Regions from separate parts of the Homo sapiens genome. Here region 1 is linked to region 2. Evidence: chromatin loops called from intact Hi-C (ENCODE). Cell type or tissue: CD14-positive monocyte. All regions are shown on one strand.

What was found. A loop is a pair of places that touch in the nucleus more often than their neighbours do. Peaks named below come from ENCODE experiments on the same cell type or tissue, not always from the same donor. Only the 100,000 strongest peaks of a DNase experiment are listed, where the experiment ranks them.
Region 1: a loop joins it to region 2, with 4 times the contacts of the local background. A loop is called at or near these places in 38 of 110 quality-filtered maps.

What each region holds. Positions count from the first base shown.
Region 1 is chr3:131,031,365-131,035,364 of GRCh38, reverse strand. All of the region lies in intron 3 of NEK11 (NIMA related kinase 11), which reads right to left. Among named protein-coding and RNA genes, the nearest start is that of NEK11, 6.5 kb to the right of the region's middle. In CD14-positive monocyte, CTCF peaks have their summits at 1,271, 1,472 and 1,681 (motif pointing left); no DNase peak of the experiment used is centred here.
Region 2 is chr3:132,027,257-132,031,256 of GRCh38, reverse strand. All of the region lies in intron 1 of CPNE4 (copine 4), which reads left to right. Among named protein-coding and RNA genes, the nearest start is that of CPNE4, 5.8 kb to the left of the region's middle. RefSeq lists an enhancer at 1,683-1,732. In CD14-positive monocyte, CTCF peaks have their summits at 1,591 and 1,790 (motif pointing right); a DNase peak (open chromatin) is centred at 1,786; H3K27me3 peaks cover 1,575 bases.

The sequences.
Region 1 (4,000 bases), 1.0 Mb after region 2:
TTTTTCTTACTTTCTACCTCCCTTACTCTTATGGTCTAAGACCACTCCCCTCTGTTGTCAGTATGACTCATTCTAGCATCAACTCTTGGCCCCCTATCTTCCATTTTGTTTCCATAACTGGGTAGAAAATCAGCTTGCTAGGACTTTTAAAAATCTACTCTAATGTAGACCCAAGAGCTCTCTGAGGAGGCAAGAGCCTGGACTTGAGGGCCATTTCTTTAAGGACTTGTAGGCCTTTTACTATTTAACTCCTGATCCTTATCTCAGGCAGACATATGAGATAGAGGGGGAAAAAATGCCTTCTGTAGAGATAAAGCATTTCCTTGTTACCATTTTTCCCATATTTAGACAAAGACCAAGGTGTACGATCACAGTTAAGGGGTAAAATATTTGGATACGCACTTGGATAGGACCAAGGGGAAAATACACATAAGTTAGATAGTACACAGAAACAAGTAAGATAATATTGAGTTGGAAAGGGAGTAGCCACTCCAACATCTCCGAGTGCAACCTGCCACACAGATACTTAAGCATTGTCTTGTACTGTATACTAGTTGTTTTATGTGTGTTGATATAGTCTTCCGGACTGGAAGCACCTGAAGGCTAGGCCTTATCTCCTACTGCTTCAGTTTCCTCTCTCGTGCTGAGTCCAAAGCAAAGGTCTAATATTTAAATTGTGGCCGGGCGCGGTGGCTCACGCCTGTAATCCCAGCACTTTGGGAGGCCCAGGCAAGTGGATCACAAGGTCAGGAGATCGAGACCACGGTGAAACCCCATCTCTACTAAAAATACAAAAAATTAGCCGGGTGTGGTGGCGGGCGCCTGTAGTCCCAGCTACTCGGGAGGCTGAGGCAGGAGAATGGCGTGAAGCCGGGAGGCGGAGCTTGCAGTGAGCCAAGATCGCGCCACTGCACTCCAGCCTGGGTGACAAATCGAGACTCCGACTCAAAAAAAAAAAATTTAAATTGTATTAAATACTTCATAGTTGACAGACTAAAACAGACAACAGCATAAAATCAACTCTGCATAGTAAGATCACTATATCTTAAATGTGATAAATTTTTTAAAAATCATTATAACCAACATTCTATGCTGATAAGATGAATGTTGAAATTCACTGTAGCTGTGGCCATGATTAATTACAAGTTTAATCATGTATTTTAGGGTAAACCTATTTCCTTAATATCTCTTTTCTATTAAATTACATGCACTATGCTAATGTTAAGGGCCAAAGTAATTTCTGGGCTGATCAAATCTTTTGGGTTTGATTTTTTGAAAAGATACTTTGACAATTTAACAATACTATAAAATAAAATGAATAAGAACTAGCACAATCTTTTTAGGACTATGACAACATAATTAGACTAGAGTGTCTATAATTATGAAAGAAAATATTCTCAAATATTGTTTTATGAATTTCATGATGCATAATAAAGGAAAAACCTCTATCTCATTCACCATACATTTTAACAGTTTAATTTTATTCTACTGTGATAATGAAAAAAGGGATGCCCAATATTTATGCCAGGAAGAAAACTCTCCAAACATGCATCAAGCAAGTGTAATGTCTGTACTGTAGGTTTTATTTTAATCTCACAGCTAATTCAGAAAGTGAATAAAAATGTAAAGGAATATGGTATTTACATTGTAATTAAAGGTCACCCTGTATGCAAAATGTCAATGGTAAAGTGATGCCCCCAAGTGGCATAATGATAAATTGCAATACTTTGACGGAAAAGTTAAGTACTATGTACATACAGCTGTTCCATTTTGTCAAGTTCTTTGATTAAATATAGAAATGTATATAATGAATCTGTATTTCATAGAAACTAGTCATAAGTCCTACAAACTTATTGTCATTCCTTTAACACTGATACCAAGGGATAGTCTGATACCTTCCTTATGAGCTCAAAAAGTTAAGGGTGTATCTGCAAAACAAAAAGGGAAGTCATATCTATTCTGATGTGTTGAAGGAATAGCATTCATACCATTATAGAAGTCTGTATAAAGTATTCATCTTCTAGCCACCTCTAACATTAACCAATTCCTTATGTTTGTGGTCTAGTATGTAAAGCATAATTTAAAACCTTATCTAGTCAAATTGCTTGGACAATGAGTAGTGCTAATAATGTGCTTTGCTCACAAACTAATGGTTCAGTATCAACACAAAAAAAAAAGAGTTTAGTTTCCTGCCTCATATATGCATTAAACATAACAATCACTGATGAATTGATATCTTAGCTAAAAGGTTCACATTCTGAGAACCAATTTATTTTGGACAGCCACAGAGATATAAAAGATGACAACAGAATTGTTACAATCTCAAGACACATCTTGAATAAGTTTTTTAAATTACATGCCTGGTTTCAGATTGGTTTATTTGGGAAATTTTTCTCATTTAAAAGTAATCCAGAAAAACCTTCCATTTATTAGAAGTTTCCAATTGCAGTCATTGGGTGGTAATTAGCTAAAGTTTTCTTAGGCTTCCTTTAATTATTCTTTTAACTTGGATTGTTTATAATTAAGGTGAATCTGTGCTGTTTTTGAGGAATAATTATGAGCAAGGCAATGTGACATCTAAATCTTATATAAATAGGCAGATATCGTATTCTTATTACAATCCTATGAGGTATTATACTCATTTTAAAGATAAGAAAACCAAAGCTCAGATTAGGAATGTACAGAATGTAGACTTCACATTAAGAACAGGCCTGGCTTTACTTTTTGTTCACATCCAAAGCTGGGATTTTAACAATGACACCATACTGCTCTGTTTCTATTACAGCATTCTAGAATTTTGTGAGTAGTCACATTCATACTTTTTTCTGATTTTAGCAAATAATTCCAAAAGCAATTGTCTACAAAGGTCGGCACGTAGTGGAAAGGTGTGATGCAGCTGTATGCCAGAGACAGTAAGGAGAGGTAGGAATGTGGCTAACTGGAGAATATGGAATTTGTCTAAGGGAGTAGCTGCTGCCTAGCTTTAGCAGTCCATTGTGGCTACACAGGAACTGATGTTAGCAAACGTTCCCAAATCTTTTTTTTCTAGAAAAGATGAAATGCTCAATTTATATGAGCTGCTCATTTAAAAATACTGACTACTGGCCAGGCGCGATGGCTCACGCCTGTAATCTCAGCACTTTGGGAGGCCAAGGCAAGAGGATCACCTGAGGTCAGGAGTTCAAGACCAGCCTGGCCAACATGGTGAAACCCTGTCTCTACTAAAAATACAAAAATTAGCCAGGTGTGGTGGTGCATGCCTGTAATCCCAGCTACTTGGGAGGCTGAGGTGGGAGAATCACTTGAACCTGGGAGGTGGAGGTTGCAGTGAGCCAAGATCGTGCCACTGCACTTCAGCCTGGGAGACAGAGTGAGACTCCGCCTCAAAAAAAAAAAAAAACTGATTAATTTACTAAAAAGAAACACTACCCAGGCCAAACAAAAGACATCTGAAAGCCACATGTGGCCAGTATGCAATATGTTTTAGATTCTGATGATGAATGATTCCTTTCCCAGAGATTGTGGACTAGACCTTCTGGTGCCAAATGATTTTTGTCCGTTATCCTCACCACTGGATTCATTCCACAAACATGTCTGCCATCTTCAGCTCCAGTCATGTGTTTTTTTAAGATTGGTTCAGGTACAAGAAAGATCACTAACAAATCACTTGCCAACCAACCAGCCCCAGCCCCCTTTCTTCTCTCTCATTCTCTTTCTCTCTCTCTTCCCCGCTGACTACAAACACACTCTCTCCACTCACTTATTATCTTAAGTCTAAAGGTTTCAAGTTTGATCTTCATACATCTTATTTTACATCCTTTTAATTAACTTTTTAGTCCTCCTGTGAATTATCTTAAAATTTTTCATATTCCTCATTAGTTGAAGAAACCAAAATTGGATATGATCCTACAGTGTAGTTTTTAGAAGTACTGGGTCTGGTTTAGGTCTTACTCTCAATGTTTCCATAAAGGTTATCTAATAATTGTCAGAAATTTATCAT
Region 2 (4,000 bases):
TTACAAAATATCAAAATAGAAAAATTTAAATGCATTCAAAATAAAATGTCACATAGTTCAAGACCATTCTTTGGTGCATTAAAACTGATCTTCCAACATGTAATAATACAGTTGCCTTTCTCCTGATTGAATGTAGATGGCAAAGAATAGATTACTGATTTTAATTCTTTTTAAGATGTCCCCAAAATCTTATAATATTTTCTTTTCAGGGAAGCACATTATGATAATAATTTAGGTTGGGGTTACACATCCATTTTTTGGATAAAGTATTTATGTGATAGTTGATGGTAAATCCAAAAATCAAGCACAATAAATGGGTCAGGTAAGATGCATCATCTTTTCTATGTTATTTGAAATAGTCTATAGTAAGGCCTCAATTAGTGTTAAACTCAGTGAATATCTCCTAAACTTGTGACTGCATAATAAAAACATATTAGTGCCTACATATACTTTCAGGTTTTCTTTTTCTGTACTAGAAACTGCAGTTATGTGGGAGCTTTCTGTTTGCTGTATGAACTACTAAATATATGTGATATATTGGATATATTTTCTCCTAAATCAGCACATCCTGGGAAGTCCTTTATTTGTCTGCTGTATTCTTTGGAAACCCTCTTGGGAACCATCAGCTTTTAGCTCAGTAAATATTGAGGGTTGGAAGGCAAGTCTCAAAAATAAGAAAGTGATAAGGATGCCTTCTTTGGGAAAGTTTATTCCAGTCCTATTATTTTAGTCATAGGGCTGGAAGGGGAGCCCATTTAAGCTGATCTGTGATGGACTCATCTCTAAACTGTGATCAGCAACTTTCAACAGTGCAATATTTACCCAATAAATGTGATTGAATTTGTACAAAGTCATTGTCTGCAGCCATCTCCGTTAATGTGCATGTTCTATGACTCTCAGAACTGGAAGAGAGCTTGGGGATCATCTGCTGACTCTAGCAATTTAATTTGACAAATGTGGAAACTAAAGCTCAAATAAGTGACTTCTCAAAATCAGGAGACTCATTCAACAACCCTTCTGATTACTCCCCTCATAAAGAAACTCAAGTTCCCTGGAGATAATTACAGCAGTGGAGCCAATCTCTGGCACCATGTGCACTGCTGATCTTTATTAAGTATGAGTTAGGGATGATTGCGGGGGTGTCTCCCACCTCCATTAGAGTGTTAGGAGGAGTAGGCTTGGGACTTATTACATTGCTGTCTCTTGGAGCCAGTGCAATATTTACCCAATAAATGTGATTGAATTTGTACAAAGTCATTGTCTGCAGCCATCTCTGTTAATGTGCATGTTCTGTAAAAAATTGCTCATGCATAGACTTAGCTTTCTATTTTAAATGTCACAATTGAGTCAATAAAGTAAACAAAGAGAGTTTATGAGTGTTTACAGTTCCAGGAACACACAGGGGAATCCTTTATTCTGTTTTAAATTAAAGCGTCATTCAAAAAGAACAAACTTTCTTAAATGTTGCTTTTACATCTTTGGCTCAGAACACAGTATTTCTAACTTTGTTTTTCTTATTACTTAGGAAACTAGAGAAATTTCTCCTTGGAAATGTCAGGGGGAAAATACAGTATTTCGGATTAACTTTAGAAAGCTCAGGTTTAAGGCTTATTGACCAGAAGACCTCTTTCTTATCCAAGTGTAGGGCAATTCATTGCACCTTGAGGTAGGGGAGGAGCAAAATCAGGCTGGCAGGGGTCCACGGCAGGGCAAGCCCTAGGAGCTGGTGAGTCTAGAAGGACGGACTAGAGAGAGCTGGCATTGGAATGGACAATCGCTAGAGGGCGCCGGAGCACTAGCAGAGTCAACCTCCGGGACCCATAAGCAGGGCTTCTAGGATAAGGAATGGAGTTTGACCCAACCCCAAGATATGCCCTGGGGATATTGGTTTTCTCAGGTGCATCTGACTCTCCGGCCTGGATTGCCTCGCTGCGGAGAGGGGACAAAAGGTTTTGCCCTGAGCATCTGGTGGTGTCTTCCAGTGCCTGGTTAGGTTGCTCCGCGGCTGGACAGTCTGACTACTCTCAAAACTCCTCGTGACAGGCCTTTCTGGGGTCTGATCGCCCTTTGTTTCCTTACACTTGGGCCTGTTATCAGAAGAACTCTGAATCCGGAAATACCTTGTTTAAATTTGGGCTACAGTTTTCAAGATCCAGGCATTTGGGTGAATCACTTAACCCGAGTATTAGGATCTGGAAAATGGGGCTAGTAATTGTTGTAAATGTGAGGTGTTTAAAAGTGTCTGGCATTTTAGTGCGTAGATAAATGCTACTTCCTGTGCCCATTCTCTTGGGAGTTCTCCCCAAACTTCACCCTTTAAAAAAAAAAAAAAGAAAAATTAAGAATATATTTTACTTAACACAAAATTTTAAAAAATCATGTAATCGATATAGAGATTATTGAGATATTTTACATTCTTTTTTTTCTAGTACTAAATCTTTGAAATCTAGCATGTATTTTTATACTTACAGCACATTTTAATTCAGATTTGCCACATTTTAAGTGCTTAATGCTCCTATGTGGGTAGTGGCTACCCTATTGAAACAGTGCAGATCTATAAGAAGAGAAAATAAAATTACTTTCGCCATTTTTCCTTTTTGTTAAAGGTTAGCAATAATATATACAATGCTTGGCACACAATAGGAGCTTAACACAGGTTCACTGTGATTGTTATTTGCTATCACCATTTTATTTTTAAATGGGCCTCTTCTCCCATCTCTTATCCCTTCCCCCATCTCTTACCCCTTCCCCCTCAGCAGAAGGGTCTCATTCATCTATCTGTTGAATAATAATTGGTCACAGCATTTATGTCAAAAGCTGTGCTAGGCACTGGGGATAAACATAAAAACTTGAGGCACAGGCAGACTGGTGAAAAGAAACATTGAAATTGTGCTGTTAAGTGTGAGGAGAAAGATGAACAAATGATGCTAGGTAAGAGATAAAGAAGGAGATATTTGGTTTGTCTCAAAGGACCTGGGAAGTGGTCCTTTACAAGTCCTGTTATACTAAGGTGTTTTTCCTCTCCCTGTATTTCAAGGAAACAGGTGGACAGAAGGTAATTTTGAGGGAGAAGTGGAGGGGGTGGCATCTCATTCAGCAGGCACTTTGGTTTGTATGTATTCTTAACAGCGCTAATAGAGATTCTAAAATCTAATCAACTTGCACCATGCCCTGTATGTAGTAATTTCATCAATATCATGAAGTAAATGCCTAAATCATTGACTTAATTCATTTAAACAGAAAATGATTTGGAAGGAAATGTAATAGAAATATAACCAAGAACCTTTACCATTAAGTGATGGGTCTGAAACAATCTAAATAAGAACTCTGTTTTAAAAATATTGAAAGGTGTATTTCATACAAATATCCATAAAAATGAAAAATAATAAGGGCAATAGAATGGCCCAAAACAATACTTTATCATTATCATTAAAGACAAAGAAGGCTTTTAAGATGTTAGTAGCCACTAGCATTGCAAGATGACTGAGGTGATGTCTTTGTTATCTTCGGAGCAGTTGATTCAACAGGTAACTCAGAGATATAAATTTCAGTGGCAAAAGTCAAGGAGTTTTGCACCTGACATTGTGCTAATGTGAAACTAGGGATGGACACCTTTGATCATGTGTGTTAACGTTATCTGGCCAGGTAGACTGCAGAGCTCCCGAGAAGCCATTGTCAGATTTCTTTTGCTTGGTGGCCTTTACGTCCTGTGACTTGACTGATTGTGAATTGTATTGGAGAAAAGGCACGATAAGAGGAAAAGAGTGGAAATAGTTGATTTTTTGGCAACTAATAACACTCATGATAGCTCCTAACCTGATTTAATTTTAAAAAGATGGGAAAATAAATGCCTCTTATGGAATAAGAGAATGTGAGAACTTGGCAATCCCATAAAATTATGCACACCCCTCCCATTTTCCAGATAAGAAAAAAGAGACTCAGCAAGGTGAAGTGACTTGCTCAAGCTCGTTGGTGGCCTAGTTACAGCAGTGAGAATAAA